Regions from separate parts of the Homo sapiens genome. Here region 1 is linked to region 2. A link is a contact called in ENCODE Hi-C data. All regions are on one chromosome and are shown on one strand. Each heading gives the region's core, a stretch centred on a gene start or an enhancer-like site at or near the end of the contact. The rest is flanking DNA. Distances are from core to core; before and after follow the strand shown. Region 1 overlaps BACH2 (BACH transcriptional regulator 2). Region 2 overlaps LOC101928911 (a long non-coding RNA gene).

Region 1 (4,269 bases), core at 1,675-4,174, 2.4 Mb after region 2:
TGTGCAGTTTGGTTTTCTGTTCCTGTGTTAGTCCGCTTAAGGATAATGGCCCCCAGCTCCATCTATGTCCCTGCAAAGGACATGATCTCATTCTTTTTTATGGCTGCATAGTATTCCATGGTGTATGTACCACATTTTCTTTATCCAGTCTATCACTGATGGGCATTTAGGTTGATTACATGTCTTTGCTTATTGTGAATAGTGCCGCAACGAACATACACGTGTATGTGTCTTAGAATAATTTATATTCCTTTGGGTATATGCACAGTAATGAAACTGCTGGGTTGAATGGTATTTCTATCTTTAGGACTTTGAGCAATCATCACAGTCTTCCACAATGGCTGAACTGATTTACACTCCCACCGAGAGTGTGTAAGTGTTCCTTTTTCTCCATAACCTTGCCAGCATCAATTATTTTTTGTTTTGTTCATGTTTCTTAAAGCACATAGGTAATCATTTTTCTTAGGTGTATACCTAGGGGTAAGATGGCTGTGTTGTAAGTTATTTGCAGGTTGAACTTGGTTAGGTAACAGCAAATTGTTTTCCGATATAATTGTACCAAGTTAGACTCCTGTCAACTAAATACAAAAACTCCCATTCATTCACATCCTTACATGGTATTGTCAGGTTTTAAAATTTCTGCCAATCCAGAGAGTGTGTAATCATATGTTACTATGATTTTAATCTGCATGTGTTTGTTTATTAATGAAGCTGAGCATCTTTTTATATATTTACTAGCCAATTGGGTTTCTTCCTTTGTGAAATGCATGTTTAAGAATATGAATGTACAGTATCATTTTTCTTTTTGGTTATCTGGCTTTTTTATTGATTCACATGTGTGCTGAACCAGTATTATTTATGTGCCACAAACGTCTTTACCACTTTGGGCTTGTTTTCTCATTCTCCATAGTTACCACTCAGTGAACAGAAGTCCTACTCACTTTTTTTTCCAACAATAAGTGAAAGACCCCTCATGCTTTTTTTTTTTTCTTTTTTGAGATGGAGTTTCGCTCTGTTGCCCAGGCTGGAGTGCTGTGGTGCGATCTTGGCTCACTGCAAGCTCTGTTTCCTGGGTTCACACCATTCTCCTGCCTCAGCCTCCCGAGCAGCTGGGACTACAGGTGCCTGCCACCATGCCCGGCTAATTTTTTGTATTTTTACTAGAGACAGGGTTTCATCGTTTTAGCCAGGATGGTCCCGATCTCCTGACCTCGTGATCCACCCGCCTCGACCTCCCAAAGTGCTGGGATTACAGGCGTGAGCCACCACACCCGGCCTCCTCATGCATTTTTAACTTTTGAACTATTTTATAAGAATTTTTTAGGTCTGGCCAGGCACGGCGGCTTACACCTATAATCCCAGCACTTAGGGAGGCTGAGGCAGGCAGATCACTTGAGGTCAGGAGTTCGAGACCAGCCTGGCAAACATGGTGAAACCCCATCTCTACTAAGATTACAAAAATTAGCTGGGCATGGTGGCATGTGCCTGTAGTCCAGCTACTCAGGAGGCTGAGCCAGGAGGATCACTTGAACCTGGGAGGTGGAGGGTGCAGTGGGCCGAGATCGCACCACTGCACTCCAGCTTGGGTGACAGGACAAGACTCCATCTCAAAATAAATAAATAAATAAATAAATAAATAAAGCACTTAGAAAGGAAAAGAATTATGTTAAATATACATGTTGGTCTTACAGTCTAGAAATTCAGTTGCTTTGACTATAAAATACAAAAAGCAAAGGCTCTGGGATAAGACCACTGTGATACGAAGCTAAGATAGTGATCTCTGATAGTCTGGCCAAACTGCAGCAAAACCAACCAAAACTAAACAAAAAACAAAAATGTCCCCATATGTAGACATACGGAAATGGGCTGCAAAAAGATGAACGTACACCTGAATTCCTGGTGACATCTGGGCAGCCCCTCAGCAGGTAGCACAGTTCTTCCTGAGCTAGCTGCTCCACTCTGCTGTTTCCTCTGACTCGCATTTTCTGTTAACCTTCCTCTTGGAATCCTTTGACAATGACTCACAGGGTTATGGGGCTACTTAGCAATACCACAGCCCTCCGCAATAGATGCTGTGTAGGAGGGACGCAGCTCAGTGGATTGTAGTCTGCACCAGTATTTTCCTTTCTGCATTCAGGGAGGATTTGCTTTTCAGCCACATTTCCCTCAAACACAGCCCCGACAGGAGATGCTTAGCGCAGAGATTTCTAAACGATGAAATGATCTGAGTTTGGCTCCTTAATCATAATGAAACTAAAAACAGTAAGATGAGAAAACAACAGGGGGATCATCATTCCTACAAAAAACAACTTTATACTTGGGCAAAATCAAGAGATTAAAAAAAAAAAGCTCAAACTAACATTTTCCAACCTTTCACTAAGAGCAAGGGCTAAAACCACATGTTTTGAAGGTCTTGCACTGTGTTATTATTAGAAGTCACAATTCTATTGATACTGATGAGTCATTCGTATCGGCGGAAACCAAGAACTTCCATCAACATCATGTTACACACAGTCACTGTGGCTTTTCTTTATTACTGGTCAAAGCTGCTTCAGAATGCTTATTGAAACTTAAGAAAAAGAAGGCAAACTCCTCAAGGGTGTGCAAAGCTTTCCCTTCCCCAGCTGATCTTACTTTAATCATCCTTTTTCAAGACAGTTTATGATGATTGGATCAACTTGTATCTACAAAAGGAAGTTTATTTAGAAGCCTCAGAAAAGCAACATTTCACACTTTCCGATGAAAATAAGCAAAACTGAACTCTGAAAACAAACAGTGAAACCATCTCTGAAAATACATGCTAGCTTTAAAATGACCTGAGGTCAAGTTTTTTGTTTTGTTTTTTAACCTCAATAACAGGGAACGGATATAAACAAAAGCTGTCATCACTTAGGGACTTCAGCCACATAAAACAATGTCAGGCTAGTCACTTGCACCCTCGCCCCTGCTTCCCTACTCAGGACACACTGCTTTGCACTGAGGGAGAAGTGGGTCAGGTTTCAGTTACGCCAAGAAAGCCTAACTAAGTTAAAGGTTTATGAAAACTCTTTCTGATCTTAGTAGGAAATAACAGCACATTCCCTTTTCATTTATTATCAGCCCCTTTTGCCTCTCCCCTTAAATATTCCCAGAAAAATAAAGTGAAGCAAAAAAAAAGTTTTCCTGAGGCATATCCAGAAATGCTATGAATCTTTATGCAGTCCCTACAAAGGTAGAAATTTGTCCAATTTTCTCCCCTGCAACCAGAAGGCTGTGTCTGGCTGCTGGCAGGAGAAGAGGACCCAGCTCAGCAGTGACCACAGATCTGAAAATAGCCTCCCAGTAGCTAACCAGCCCAGCAGCCCGGAGCTCTCCAAGGGCGGTGCTGGTACTATGGGCAGTTTACAGTGCGGCCAGCTGAGTGCTACAACAGCTGCATGAGTCAGCAAGCACTGCTGGTAGGAAAGTGCTGACATGCTAAATTACTCTCGTGTACTTGAGATGCACACACCTACCTGGCAAAAACAAAAACAGGGTACATGCAAATTAGCAAACGGGAACCTCTCTACGCTTGCAGTTTCTATTTTCCAAGGTTAGACCAAAAATATAAATAATCTATGCCACTGCTCAAAAAGAAGTAACAACTAATAATAATTAATCATGGTAATAAACAACTCACTCTTAGTGTTGCTATGTGTGGAACAGCTGCACTGAAATCTCACGAGCCAGTTAATTTTAACTGGTTTTAATTTTAACTAGATTTAACTGCTTTTCCTCCCTTCTGAAAAATCAAAATAGTTACCATATCGACCACAAGAACTGGTAACAGACAAGCACAGTTCCTGTTTTTCAGAGGGGACTTACTTTCAAACCCACAATATCAACACGCTTAACATAAGTGGAAATTTAAAATGTACTGTTTAATGTGGGAAATTTAAAACCTGTATGCTAATTGAGATCTCATGTGCCAGGCTTTGTCTGACAATGCCTCTCATTCATCTATGTTCTCTCGTTTTATACGGGACCTAAAAATCTGCAGGAACACTGGTTGTCTGGAACTGAGAATACATTTTCCCACAGAAATAGGGCCAGGCCAATGAGCTAGGATTCCTTGATAGTCCGTGAAAATGTCTTGAACTTAAAATATGAGAGGTTAAATTTATAATCTAAAAAGAAAATGATACTACAATGATAGTTCCAAAACCATTTAAAAGAAAATACTCTTGATTAACTGTGTTTGAGGAAATGTCTAACTACAGGAGGATGAAGGGACACAGTCTTCCAAGTGAC
Region 2 (4,372 bases), core at 365-2,864:
GAATAAGTAACGGTCGCGAAACTGCAGACTTTTGAGAGATGACAGTAACTTAGACATTGTTTCAGCCAGTCTTTAGATGGGAAAACTGAGTCCCAGAGAAATTAAGAAACTTGTCCAAGATAACAAAATAAATTAATGGCAGAGCTGACTAGAAACTTGGTTTACTAACTCTACATCTGGTGCTTTTTTTCTCATTTTGGTGGCAGCTAAAATCTCAGAGTCTCTGAAAATTATTCAAACAGTTCCTGTTCCCCAGTCCACCTGCCCCCTTGAAATACATCCTCGGTTCCCTGTTTCCCTAGACCTTTCCTGGGCCACACCAGCCCTGGTTGGTTGTCTTGCTCAGTGCAGTGACAGGGTGAATTATTTCTGCATTCTTGAATGTAGCAAAACTTATCTACTTGAACCTCAGGTCACCAAATATAAAGCAATTTTGAACTGAAGGGGTTGTGGATACTTTAAGTCTCTGTGGGAATACAGGAGCTCACAATTCTTATTCTCAGCTTCCTCAAACAAAGGCTCAAGGAACAGTCCTCATTACTTTTCAGAGGTTGGGGGAGGGTTAAGGTCAGGAAGAGGTTGCTGAGTTTACAGTCTCATCCTGTCTCCCTCCTCCTATTGACAAGTCATCAGGATGGTTTATAGATTACTGCCTTACTTTAAGGCCTGTTTGTTGATGTTTGCAGACATTTATCCAATCTCAAGAAACTCAAGGGACCTGATTTCAACTTCAAATTATATATTATCCATATTTGGGATGGAATGGGCAATTTTAATAGAGAAACCCTATCAATCAGGCCAGGGAATAAATAGGAGGGCTTTGATTTATATACTGTGTTGAAATCATCTATATTGATTTAAAATTTTTAAAGTTCCTATGAATGTAATATTTTAACCTGAATATGATTCTTAACAATCCCCTCTCCTCAAATTGTATTCTTCTATTTTTTTTAACCTTTGGTGAAATATTAACTTACTGTACCATGCATTGATAATGTCCCCAGAGGTTAGCCAGGAGAAATATCAGCGTGTCCTTGGAGAGCTTGTCTATCCTGATGAGAACAAAAATTCTAGGACAAAAAGGCTCAATTCCTGAAATAATTACAGTAACTTCAGAAAGGAAATTAAGTATCTATTGAAAGATACACTTAGTAGAATAGTGACTTTTCCTACACATTTAAAATTTAGATACTATATTCAGGAAAAGGGAATTTACCAGGGTTTTTGGATGCAAATGATGAGAAATTAGTTAGTATCTGCAAGCCTGTAAGTACAATATAGTTTTGTACTTATGTAATTAGAGCTGTTTGTGAATCACTCTAATGTCACGTCTGATAGCTATAGTCCTTCAAAGGGGTATTTACATTAAGCCTGATGATAGGTACAGGCATGGAGACAATGAAATTCATTTTATCTATTGTAACATGCAGCCAGTAAATTAGCTTCCCTTTAACTTATGCTACGAAATGATGCTATTTAGTTTATGTGCATTATTCTTGGACTTCTGCATTCCTGGGAAAAGGTTGTCAAAGGTTGTATTAGCTGTGCAGTGAGGCAGCACAGCATGTCCAGGCACATACTCAGGTTAAAACCCTGCTGTACACATCTGCTGTCATTACCCTTTGCATCTTTGCTGATAATTTTTAAGAACCAAAACTGTATGTTGCTATTTTTAGTCCACTTACTTTCTGTTGAGGGTGATGGTCATTATTCTGACATTTCGTGACATATATGTCCACCCCCTGCTCCCCTGCATCAAAATAGATATGTTTTCATACCTACCACACAATCCAGCTGGGCTCAATTTGCATTTAGTTCTCTGGGGAGAGTTAATAATTTTATTTTCAAAAGGTCACTTGCTGACACACAACCTATAAAATAGTTAGCTACCCAAGATTCTTTTCACTCATTCCTCAAATACTTGGTTTAGTTTGGTCTTTTTAATTCACTACTGAAAATCCATTGCCTCTAGGAATTTCAATATTGCATTACAGCATAACAAACTATCCAATATCACTAATGGCCTATTTAGGAATGAAATGCTTTTTTTTTTTCTGGTTTTAAGCAATTTCTAATTTTGAAGGGGATCAGGCACCATCTACAAGGATAGAGTTAATAGCTCCCTGAAGGGACACATCACTAGCCAGGTCATAAAAATCATGCATGCTTTGCTCTTTCAGCCATAAGGCAAGAGGAAAACAAATACGCCTATTTTCCCTCTGCATTACCTTTGTGGTCTGAGGATGTTTGAAAAATTACAGCCATTATATTATTATTATTATTGTTATTTTTTACAATGTTTCTGAAATATGCATTTTTATTCATGTTTATCTATTTATATCTGGTATTTATCTATTTATGTCCTTTCCTCAAGAATTTACTCTCTAAGATGTCTTCTTTCAAAATCATATCCAAAACAGAACGCAAGTGCTGGGATGAATATAATATATACCATTTGAGAATTTGCCAGGCGTAACTATTAACTGGAAGATTCAAGCAAAGAACTAGTTAGTAAGGGAAGAAATTACTCAACATATTTGTTTTGGCTGCTCACATCAATCAGATTTGTGAGATAATAGCTTTAATTCCTTGTGATGAAACACACCAATCCTTTTCTGTATTACAAATGTACCCCAGTTTGACTAAGACAAAAATCAATCTAAATGCAGTGCATTTGCTTTGTCATTGTAAATGGTGCTTGGGTAATGAGCCCCTCAGGGATGGACGGGAGAGAACAGAGCAGTAGAGGAGGAAACAGGAGTGGGTGGGCTAAGGGCAAGGTTTATGATCCAACCTAGAAATCAGGAGGGAAGACATTGGGAAAACATTTCAGTATTCGAAGAGAGGGCCAGACAGTGAGGTGAAGAAGACCCAACAGAACTGGACTTAAGGTGGGGAGGGGGAAAGATGTCATAAAGGTGTTTAGGATGCTCCCCCTATGGGGCTGCAGGCACAGGGAGAGGTGTGTATCGTTAAGTGGCTGCAGGGAAGCACCTTGGATTCAAATCCAAGGTCTTCACCTGAAACCTAAGCAGATTTGGAAAGAACTTAATTGTTCTTAAGAGGAAAGGAGCTAGTGTTTTTTGAGCTCTTCCAAATGGGCCTGGCCTTCCACAGATGTCATCTCATTTAATTCCGCACAGCATCCCTATGAAGTAAATTACAATAATAATAGCTAACATCCTTTACACGCTTAGTATGTGCCTGGCACAGCACACTAAGTGCTCGTTTTGCATTGCCTCTTCCTAACAGCCCTTTCTAATTGAGGAAACAGATTTGAAGATGGGGGTAATTTACTCAAGGAATTTAAATCCAAATATGTTTGGATCCAGGAGCTGGAATTGACATCCAAATATGTTTGATCCAAAGCCTAGACTTTCTGGTATACCATGATGCTTCCTCAGTGAGTGTAAAAACCAATGGAGATGGATAGAGAGCCAGGTTATGTGTCAGTTTGTGACAAGTTGTAGCTGGTGGGTAAGCTGAGTACCTGCCCTTTACTTGGATAGGCCACGCCTTTTTCTAAATGCCTCACAATGAAGTCAAGGTTATGGTCAAAAGAAGTTTTTAAGGTGAGGATTTCCATGATTTATGCAGGAGCAAGAACAAGGAGTGGAAATATAGCCAGGGCCCATCCCTATGTTACCATCTAATGGTAAATAACCAAACACACAAAAACAAAAGACTCCAGACCCCCAAGTCTTTGAGCAGTAGTGAAAGGAATCTCAGGAGAATATGGGAAGGCTTGATCGGATGGTACTTTGGAAACTGTTATTTCATTCAGCATCCCACACTGCCTCTGGGCTTCACGACGGCCACTTAAAGAGGAGACAATTCTGCTTTGTAACTGTCGCCAAATGTGAGGAGAGGAGGGCTTCCTGGAGAATGTCTTTCTCTTGAACTCGAAGGTGGATCTGCTCTCCCCATAGCCTCCACAGGCTACTGCAGCAGTATTTCCTCCCCCAAGGGGAGGAAAGGTCAAAGAAGCCAAAAATGGGGGGATCAGTAGCTATAGCAACACAGTCCTCTTCCCCACACCATAGATGCCTGTGGGATTAAGAAAAACTTTCATCACTGGATTTTCTTGGCTTCTGATGATCCAGGATGTGGTTGTGGTGTGTCTGAGTGTGATTATTTTGAAATTTGAGGTTTAGAACCAGTTACCACCAAGAATGCTCAGTGGGTGGCATTGCCTGTGCTCTTTCAGACATAAATGGGAGATGTGAGCTCAGAAAGAAGCTTTTGTATCTAAAATGTATTTTTATGATTAAATTATAATTTTTATAAATGAACCTTAGTATCATTAAGCTATATTATCTCATGGCTTTCAGCTAGAATTTTGTGATGTGCTATTAAACAAAAAGCAACCCAT

What was found. A loop is a pair of places that touch in the nucleus more often than their neighbours do. Pooled maps may share reads with other maps.
Region 1: a loop to region 2 is called in a pooled map, with 13 times the contacts of the local background. The contact joins two enhancer-like sites. A Hi-C loop is called at or near these places in 2 of 37 single-sample maps with no recorded cell type and 3 of 50 pooled maps.

What each region holds. Positions count from the first base shown.
Region 1 is chr6:90,282,398-90,286,666 of GRCh38, forward strand. All of the region lies in intron 1 of BACH2 (BACH transcriptional regulator 2), which reads right to left. Among named protein-coding and RNA genes, the nearest start is that of BACH2, 12 kb to the right of the region's middle. RefSeq lists an enhancer at 3,149-3,649. Within about 2 kb of position 2,925, at least 33 of the 41 ENCODE cell types and tissues checked have a DNase peak (open chromatin) inside an H3K27ac peak, as active enhancers do.
Region 2 is chr6:87,903,682-87,908,053 of GRCh38, forward strand. All of the region lies in intron 2 of LOC101928911 (a long non-coding RNA gene), which reads left to right. Among named protein-coding and RNA genes, the nearest start is that of SPACA1, 140 kb to the right of the region's middle. RefSeq lists enhancers at 1,523-1,772, 3,857-3,906. Within about 2 kb of position 1,615, at least 2 of the 41 ENCODE cell types and tissues checked have a DNase peak (open chromatin) inside an H3K27ac peak, as active enhancers do.